Linked DNA regions of Homo sapiens: region 2 is linked to region 1. Evidence: chromatin contacts called from ENCODE Hi-C or POLR2A ChIA-PET data. All regions are on one chromosome and are shown on one strand. Each heading gives the region's core, a stretch centred on a gene start or an enhancer-like site at or near the end of the contact. The rest is flanking DNA. Distances are from core to core; before and after follow the strand shown. Region 1 overlaps SLC6A6 (solute carrier family 6 member 6). Region 2 holds the start of CAPN7 (calpain 7).

The links. Hi-C counts contacts between places; a loop is a spot of excess contacts on that map. ChIA-PET counts read pairs that join two places held with the same protein, here RNA polymerase II (POLR2A). Pooled maps may share reads with other maps.
Region 2: a loop to region 1 is called in a pooled map, with 8 times the contacts of the local background. The contact joins the promoter of CAPN7 here to the enhancer-like site in region 1. A Hi-C loop is called at or near these places in 1 of 37 single-sample maps with no recorded cell type and 6 of 50 pooled maps. POLR2A ChIA-PET finds 5 or more read pairs at or near these places in 2 of 52 experiments (T-cell and activated T-cell).

The regions. Positions count from the first base shown.
Region 1 is chr3:14,433,655-14,438,526 of GRCh38, reverse strand. The region is part of intron 2 of SLC6A6 (solute carrier family 6 member 6); the gene reads right to left. Among named protein-coding and RNA genes, the nearest start is that of SLC6A6, 33 kb to the right of the region's middle. RefSeq lists enhancers at 2,105-3,016, 3,017-3,928. Within about 2 kb of position 3,495, at least 14 of the 41 ENCODE cell types and tissues checked have a DNase peak (open chromatin) inside an H3K27ac peak, as active enhancers do.
Region 2 is chr3:15,204,996-15,210,036 of GRCh38, reverse strand. It overlaps CAPN7 (calpain 7), which reads right to left and starts at 3,791. Exons shown (of 21, transcript NM_014296.3): 1 at 3,440-3,791. The coding sequence starts at 3,541. It also overlaps the pseudogene COL6A4P1. RefSeq lists a silencer at 3,566-4,085.

The sequences.
Region 1 (4,872 bases), core at 2,246-4,745:
CCTGCCCACTAGGCTTGCTGTGGAATCAAGTGCCTGGCTGGACCCCTTGCCCCGCCCTTTCCACAGCAGGCATCTCTCTCCTTTCCTCACTTTTCTGCCCATTCCAGAGCCAGATTCTGGGCTGAGGCCATGACTAAGCTGTGTGACCCAGAGCAAGTAACAACCTCTCTGTGCCTCCGCTTCCTCACTGGTAAAAAATGAGGGTAAAAACAAGACCAGGGACTAAGCAGGATGCTGCCTAATGTTATTCAGCACACAGCCCAGCACATACCAATTGATCAATAAATAGTAGCTTTAAAAAAAAAAAACAGCCACATTGCAATTCTATTATACTTTGTGGCAACCATTCTACCCTGTGTTTGTTTTAAAAAAAGAAAAAGTGGGCCAGGCGTGGTGGCTCACGCCTGTAATTCCAGCACTTTGGGAGGCCGAGGTGGGCAGATCACTTGAGGTCAGGAGTTCAAGACCAGCCTGGCCAACATGGTAAAACCCCATCTCTACTAAAAATACAAAAAAAAAAAAAAAAAAAAAATTAGCCAGATGATGTGATGCACTCCTGTAATCCCAGCTACTCAAGAAGCTACGGCAGAAGAATCGCTGGAATCCGGGAGGCGGACACTGCAGTGAGCCAAGATCGCACCACTGCAGTCTAGCCTGGGCGACAGAGCAAGACTCCATCTCAAAAAAATAAAATAAATAAAATAAAATAAAATAATAAATAAATAAATAAATAAGAAAAAGTGGATGGTTAGAGGTATTGGGGAATTGCTGGTCAAAAACCACAAAATTTCAGTTATGTACGAGGAGTAAGTTTGATAGATCTATTATGTATGTCATGGTGTCATGCTGATTAAAATTAATAACATATTGTATACTTGAAAACTGTTGAGAGTAGATTTTAAGCGTTCTCACTACACACAAAAAATGCTTAGGAAGCGAGGTGATACGTAAGTTAATTGGCTTGATCCAGTCATTCTACAACATACGCAGATGTGAAACATCATGTTATACACCATAAATATATACAATTTTTATTTATCAATTTTAAAACTTCCAGCCTGGGCAATATGGCAAAACCCCATCTTTACAAAAACTACAAAAATTAGCTGGATGTGGTGGCACATGCCTGTAGTCCCAGCTACTCGGGAGGCTGAGGTGGGAGGGTCACTTGAGCCTTGGAGGTCAAGGCTGCAGTGAGCCATGATTGCCCCACTGCACTCCAGCCTGGGTGACAGAGCGAGACCCTGTCTCCAAAAAAAAACAAAAAAAGTTACTTTTAAGAAAAAGATAGCTGTGTTTATTAAGCACTGACCATATACACAAGCAGAATATGCATCTTTTTAAAAAGAGCACTGACTACAAGCACATTTTCATTTTCTTAGCTAATCCCCTCAGTGGGTGCTGCTCCCATCCTTCCTGTGCTGATAAAGCACAGAGATGTGAAGTCACTTGTCCACAGTCACACATGAGGAAAAGGCCACTTAAGCTCCAAATGCCCCCCAGGTCTGTCTTGGCCTCTGAAGTCCATGTTCTCAACTACTGTAGCTGCTATGGATCAAATGAAATGGGGTCTGGTGTCTTTAAGGAGCCAGCTGCAAGCCGGCTGACAAACTGGGGAACTAGGCAAAGGCAAACAGGGAAGTGAAGGGCCACATGATGGAGACGGGGCTCAGGAGGCTGGACAGGGCCTGGGGAGCAGTCAGTGCCAAGGGCCACAGGGCTGGGCCAGGCCAGCTAATGAAACAGCACAGACTCAGGCAGGACAGATGGCGTGCTGGACTGGAGCCCTCCTCTAGCAAACAGGGAACTCTGATGGGGCTCCCTGGACCACTGTCTCCATAGATTCTGGGCTAGGTACAGGCTCAGTGAGCAGGATGGCCAGGATCTATTAGTGATGCCTGCCAAGGGCACTCTCCTTGGCCCTAGTGTTTAACAATTAAGCACCAAAAAAAAAAAAAAAAAAAAAAAAAAAAAAAAAAAAAAAAAAAAAAAAAAGGGAGTTGTTGTTAAGAGTGCTATTCCTGGGTGGGCGTGGTGGCTCACACCTTTAATCCCAACACTCTGGAAGGCTGAAGTGAAAGGGTGGCTTGAGGCCAGGAGTTCCAGATAAGCCTGGGCAACACATTTGGACCCTGTCTGTACAAAAAGTTAAAAAAAAATTAGCCAGGTGTGGTCACGTGCGCCTGCAGTCCCAGCTACTCAGGAGGCTGCGGTAGGAGGATCACTTGCACCCGGGAGTTGGAGGCTGCAGTGAGTTGTGATCATGCCACCTCACTCCAGGCTGGGTGACAGAGCAAGACCCTGTTTCTAAAAAGATGAAAAAATAATAATAATAAAGTAGAAGCTCTTTCCATCACTCTAAGTGGAGTAGCTGTTTTAAGTGGAAATTAATCAAAGCCTTTCTTTTTCTCTTTTATATATATTTTAAAAGTACACCTTTAAGAGATTGAATCATTGAATTGTATCATGAGGTCTGTATCTGTTGGTTATCTGCTCCCAAGGAAAGGCTAACTCAAGCGTGGCGAGCTCCAAAGCCTCCAGAGGCCTGGTGGGCAAAGGACAGGAGTCCACTGGGGTGGGGAGGTCGCAGGGAAGAGTGGGAACCAGGGGACAGGAGGAGTCTGGACTCTCACAGGCAGCTCTCCTTAGCTCCCACTACTGCAGGTGCCTTCGGGACTGGTGCCCACTGGGGCTGGATCCTCCAGCTTCTCAAGAGATGTTGAAATCTGGTTTATATGCACACACACATTTTTCAGTTTCTAAACCACCACCTGGGTCAAACACAAACACAGAGGGGGCCAGACTCAGCCTGTGGCCAGTCTGCTCTCTTTGGTCACACTATTGCCCCCAGGTCACCTAAGGTGGCCGTGGCAAAGGGAAGAATGGGCTCGTGCGGAGATGCTGACCAGGCTGGCCTACAGCCCTGATGGCTTGTCCCGGTGAGGTCATCCAGGAAGCCAGGCATTGTTTTGCCCGGAACAAAGCCGAAACAATGAGCAAAAATATTCTGGTCGTAGTGAAAGTGAATTCTGTTGAGGAAATCGTTTCAGCATGCCGTCTCTGGGACAGGGGCTTGTTATCTACCTGGGGTTCAGCATCCTCGGGTGAGGTCCTCCCCTCTCCTGATTTAACTGCAACCTCCACCCCACCAAAGTACGGGTCTACCCTCAGAGACCCCCGACCTCCGCTAGAAGCCTCCTGCCTGGATCACACTAAGCCCTGCAGAAAAGCCTCTACCTCACCCCCGGCCTCATCAGCCTTGCCTTTCACAGATCAGGAGACTGAGGCTCAGAGAAGGGGGAAGCCTTATCCCAGGTCCCACAGCTACAGGACAGTGGGCCAGGATTTGCACCCACGTCCCAACTCCATGACCTTGGTGCCACCCTGGGGCAAGGTGACCTCTGGATGGGGACCAGCCAGACCACGTAGTTCTTCTTAGTCTGTGGTTTGCTGGGGAAGAGTGGATGACAGTGAGCAGGTTTTGCAAAGAACAAGCCTCTGGAACAACGCCGGGGGTGGCGAGACACGGTATGAGTCTAATAGACAGCCAACTTGTCACCTTCCCCTCATAAAAACATTGGCAGGTGAACATAAGGTCTGGGGACTGGGTCCAAACTGTTTTATCATCTCCTTGGAAGTGGCAGGACCTGGCCCAAAGCCCCAGAGAACCACAGTCTGGCAGCAGAGGAGAGGCAGCAAGGAGAGTGCCACCGTGCCAGTTGCAGGGGGAGGGGTGGAGGCACGGCAGGCTCCCGGTGGCAGGATGGCCTGAGAAGGGCCAGGATGAGGCAGGGTGGCTGGCGCTGCCCCAGATGAAGGTGTTTGAGGCACACACCATACTCCAAACGGAGGTGCCCCACAGCAGAGCCCAAGCAGCTAAGTCGGGGAAAGGGCAGTGGGCGAGGTCAGAAAGCTGGGTCATGCAGGCCAAGTCACTTCCCCTCTGCATCTCAGAGGTCCAGGGTTAGAACAAAGGTTTGAGTGGCTTTGGCAAGCAGTGGCTGTTAACTCACCCTACTATGTGCCAGGCACTGCTCTAGGAACTGGAGACAGTGGGTGAGCCCTACCAAGCTGACCTGCAGAAGGGGAGATAGACACTAAACACATAAATGAGCAATTATTTATGACAGTGCCCAGCACACAGAAAACAACAAAGTAGGCCCCTCTGCGGAGGTGACATTTCATAACAACAGCAGCTCGCTGAGGACTCACTGTGGGCAGGCCCTGTGCCAAGCCCTTTCCAGACACCAACTCACTCACTTACTCCTCACCAGCCCGGATGATGGAAAGAGGCCCAGAGAAGTAAAGCCACTTGCCCAGGGTCATACAGCTGGATTCAAACCCAGAAGCTCGGCTCTAGGGAACAAGCTTTTAGCCACACTGAAGCTGAGGCAAAGAACTGGGGGCAAAGAACTGGGGGAACACTGTTCTAAGAGCAGAGAACAGCAGGTGTAAAGAGGGCCATGGTGCACATAGTGAAGAAACAGAAAGCCAGAGTGTGGCAGAGAGGAAGAGGGGACGGGGCCCCCAAGGCCAGAGTTAGAACCTGGATTTATCCCAAGTTTTGTGCTGCCCCAGTGAGGGCTCAACGCTTTTGGCTAAAAGCCCTGGATTGTCCCTGACCACCAACCCTTCCCTTCTACTCTGAAAGGGAACTTAAGGGCCCATGTTGGGTTTTTCCCTGCAGGTACTTATGACTTTTTTTTTTTTTTTTTTTTTTTTTTGAGACAGAGTCTAGCTCTGTTGCCCAAGCTGGAGTGCAGGGTGCGATCTCAGCTCTCTGCAACCTCCGCCACCTGGGTCCAAGAGATTCTCGTTTCTCAGCCTCCTGAATAGCTGGGATTACAGGTGCCTGCCACCACGCCCAGCTAA
Region 2 (5,041 bases), core at 2,542-5,041, 770 kb before region 1:
AGAATGAGACCCTGTCTCTGAAAAATAAAATAAAGCCAATTTAAAAAACTGCTGGTGTCAATTTTATTTTACTCATTTCATTTATATTCAAAACTGACAAGAAATAAATAGCTTATAGAAAGGACTGGGCAGAAAACACTAAATACTAAACTGATGAAGCTTATATAAATAATTTCTAGAAGTACAACCACTTTTTTTGGCTTTCTCAAAGATAAAAAATTCTTCCTGACATGTATGTAAGTCTATAGGAAACAAGGGGCAGTGCATAGCAGTTTCTTTTGCTTTAATAAAATCTATTTTTATATAGCACTATTTTAACCTGTTGTCAAAGCTATTTCACAAAACACACACAATTTTTCTCTTAAACAATGCCTTGTGAAATTGTCAAAAAAGTCTAAAAGGATTCTGAAATGCACCAAAACTCTCTAAACATAAAGCAGATTATAATAGAATGAGACCTACTGTTAAGATAGATCACAGGGTGACCAGAGTTTATAATATTTGATTGTACATTTCAAAATAGCTAGATTAATTCAAATGTTCCTAGCATAAATATTAAGGGAATAATATTCAGTAATAAAAGCTGCACAGTTCAGCTGTGAAGTAGTTAAGGTGATGGCTATCCCAAGTATGCTGATTTATCTTTACAAATTATATTAATGTATTAAATTATCACATGTACCCTGAAACTATGTACATTACCTATCAATAAAAAAAGAAAAAAATAGGCTGGGGGCGGTGGCTCATGCCTATAATCCCAGCACTTTGGGAAGCCGAGGCAGGTGGATCACCTGAGGTCGGGAGTTTGAGACCAGCCTGACCAACATGGAGAAACCCGGTCTCTACTAAAAATACAAAATTAGCCGGGGGTGGTGGTGCATGCCTGTAATCCCAGCTACTCAGGAGGCTGAGGCAGGAGAATCACTTGAACCCACGAGGTGGAGGTTGCAGCGAGTCGAGATTGTGCTATTGCACTCCAGCCTGAGCAACAAGAACAAAACTCCGTCTCAAAAAAAAAGGAAAAAAGATTATAAAATGAAAGCAACAAAATATTAATCTGAAACAAACCACACTTTATTGACAGCACATACATTTGTGAAAAAAAGTACTACTATTGTACAGTATTATCAAAGTCTGATAATCTTTCTAAAAGAAAAGGTGACACTATCATGAGGACACAGCTCCCTCCAAATCTAGCTAGAGCTAGAGGGGTATATTTGCAAATCCTCAGAATTGGAGAGAAGAGAGTGGACCATGGAAGCTCATACCCTTTGATTTATCAATTCTGTCCCCGGTAATTTATCCCAAAGAAAATTCAGGCAAAAATTTGCACTAGTCATAAGAATTAGTTATAAAGATATGAACTACATCGTTACTTATGATGTTGAAAAAACAAAATCAACTGAATGCCCAAGAGTCTGTAAATTAATTATAGTACACTGGACAGGCACAGAGGCTCACGCCTGTAATTCCAGCATTTTGGGAGACTGAGGCAGGAAGATCGCTTGACCCAGGAGTTCGAAACCAGCCTGGGCAACACAGCGAGACTCCATTTCTACACAAAAAAAAAAAAAAAAAAAAAATTAGCCAAGTGTGGTTGTGTCTACCTGTAGTCCCACCAATTGGGAGACTGAGGCAGGAGGATTGCTTGAGCTTTGCAGTTTGAGGCTGCAATGAGCTATTATTAGTGGGCCACGGCACTCCAGGCTGAGTGACAGGGCAAGACGCTGTCTCTTAAAAAAAAAAATATGGTACACCCACATAATGAACTACTGTGCAGCTATTACTAAAAACAGTATAAACCAGTTTGTAAAAAAAAAAAAAAAGCATATACACATACGCATAAAAAAACACAAAAATATAGTCACACACCACATAACATTTCAGTCAACAACAGACTGAATATATGATAGTGGTCCCCTAAGATTATAATGGAGTTGAAAAATTCCTATTGCCTGGTCATGTCATAGCCATCATAATGTCATAGCACAACACTTTACTCGCATGTTTGTGGTGATGCTGATGTAAACAAACCTACTGGGGTGCCAGTGGTGTAAAAGTCTACCACACACAATAATGTAGAGTACATAATACTTGATAATCAACAACTATGTTACTGGTTTATGTATTTACTATGCTATACTATGTACTGTTAGTATACTCCTTTTATAAAAAAAAGTTAACTATAAAACAGTCTCTGACATGTCCTTCAGGAGATATTTCAAGAGACATTGTTATCATAGGAGACGACAGTTTCATTCCTGTTATTGCTCCTGAAGACCTCCCAGTGGGACAAGATTGGAGGTGGAAGACAGTAATATTGATGATCCTGACGAGGTGTAGGCCTAGGCTAACGTGTGCCTTAGTTTTTAACTAAAGAATAAAAAAAAAAAAAGAAACAAAAAAACTTACCAAATAAAGATATAAAGAAAATGTTTGTGTAACTGCACAATAAGTTCGTTTTAAGCTATTACAAAAGAGTTAAAAAGTTAAGAAAATTTAGAAGTTTATAAAGTAAAAGGGTTACCGTAAGCTAAGGTTAGTTTATTACTGAAGAAAGATTAAAAAAATTTAGCGTAGCCTAAGGGTACACTGCTTATAAAGTCTACAAGAGTAGAGCAGTGAATGTCCCAGGCCTTCACATTCACTCACCACTACTCACCAACTCAGAGCAACTTCCAGTCCTGCAAGCTCCTTTTGTGGGTAAGTGCCCCACACTGGTGTAGTATTTTTTTTTTATCTTTTATGCTGCATGTTTACTGTACCTTTTCTATGTTTAGATGCACAAATACTTACCACTGCATGTAACTGCACACACCACTGAGTACAGCAACACGCTGCGCAGGCCTGTAACCTAGGAGCAACAGGCCATGCCATACAGCTTAGGTGTGGAACAGGCTGTACCATTCAGGCTTGTGTAAGCGCTTTCTACGGTGTTCGCACAACAACAAAATGGCCTAAGAACACATTTCTCAGAAAATATCACATCGCTAAGGACGCATGACTGTATGTCAAATGCTATGACAGGAGATGGTTTTTATTCTTTTTAAGTTTATTTAACGAGCATGCATTATTTTGATATATATCACAGGCCATTTCCCGCTAGCTGTAAATCAGAGTCAAGTGACAGCAAGAATTGGCTACTAACTACCCATATCTAACACCTGCCCCCCAAAGCGGCTCAACGGTGGGCATTTGCCAGTCAGGACTACAGGTGGAGGAGCGGCGGCTGCAAGCCGCGACCCAGCCTCCCCGCAGCCTCAGCGTCGGCCTCTGCACTCGGGCTTGCCGCTCCCAACAAGAGGAGGGCCGGGAGGCGGACGAGGGAAAAGCAAAGCCGGGGCCGCTAGCCTCCGCACCCGGATCCCGCCCCTCGGCCGCAGGCCCGGGCCGCACTCCGACTGAGCAACTCCGACCGAAGCGCCGGGCCCGGCCCTACCTTGTAATAAAACACCGCCTCGGAGTAGCGGCCTTCGTGGTCGCGCTGAACCGCCAGACGGGCGAACTGCACAGCGTCCCGCTCCAGTGCTGTGGCGTCCATGGCGCAGTGGCCCCGCGCCGGGGCAGGGAAGGAGGCCCTGACGCAGGACGGCTCTTCGCGGACTGCGGCGGCCCGGCGGCGGCGAGGACTCGGGAGCGCCGCGGAAGGAGCGGCAAAGTTTACTTTGGACGGTGGAGGAGAGCTCGCCTTCCCGTTGCCGGGCTGGGGTCCACCGCGAAGCCGCGCCCCTCAGCCCAGACCCGGCTTGTAGCCCACCCGGCCGCCCCACTTCGCGGCCCCAGCGGCCCTCGCCCCGCCCACCAGCCGCCCGACGCAGGCGCAGCCTGGCCCTCACGAGCTCCTTAGAAGCTGGGGCCGCCGAGGCCAGGCTCGCGGGACTGCGCGGGCTGTGGGCGGGGCCGGGCCCACGCAGGAGCCGGGCCGCGGGGGCGGGGCAAAAAGGCCTGCCGCTGTGCACGTGACCGTCGCGGCGCCCGGGATTGAGCAGCTGAGGGCAGGTGCCACGTCCGAGCTGCCCACACACCGCCTTATGCGTGGCGGTGGCGGTGCAGGGCGAGGCTGTTTTCGTCGACAGTGGGCAGTAGAGGGGTACGCGCCTTACAGATCCTTTCCTCTGTTAAGTGTAAGGGATGGGAGTAAAGAGCTAAGGAAGAATGCCTCCCACCAGCATCTGACACATTAAAAAAATTACCGTGAGGACAGAGGTTCTTTAGAGTCACTCTTCGCTAACATTTATTTTCATTTGTTTTCCACAAGCTGAATCATGACCCTATAGCCCCCCACTGTACACCAAGGTCGTATTGATTGAATTGTTAACAAACAAGGTAATGTATTTCCACTTGTACTTACCCTTAGGTTAACTTGATGCTGTTGTAATTAAATACTTAATTAGGTGATTATTTGATTTATGTCTTCTCTCCCCTAAAGGTCTGAAGTCAGCAGTAATAAAAATGAATTAGTGATGGGCACCACCAAATTCATGCTGAGTCAAAGAAGTAAGAATTGAGTACATAATGTATAATTCCATCTATAAGAAACACTAGAAAACACTACGATGTTAGAAAGCAGATCAGTGGTTGGGAAGGGGATACAAAGGAATCTTTTCGGATGATGAGAATGTTTTATATCTCAATGGTGGTGTAAAAATATATACGTTTGTCAAAACTTATCAAACTACATTTTAAGTGTGTACTTTTAATTTTTTAATTATACTCTAAATTTTTTTTCAGTCATTTGGCCTGCATTTAAAATGGGACTCTAATTTCTTAGTTTAAGTGTATTTCTTCACATTTAGTGAAGTTCTTAATAACAACGGTCTCATCAGGCTGTTATAAAGACACACAGAATTTGATTTTGTGCCTGGCCCAAAGATGGCTCTCAAAGGTAGCAACTACAGTTTTATAGCTGAAGCAGGGATGCTTCCTGTCTTTACCACTTTGATCCCAGCGTTGAGCGCAAGCCTTGTTCCAGAGCAGGTGTTCAACAAATATTTTAAAATGTTGAATGAGTCAACTCCACTACTTAAATATATCTAATGTG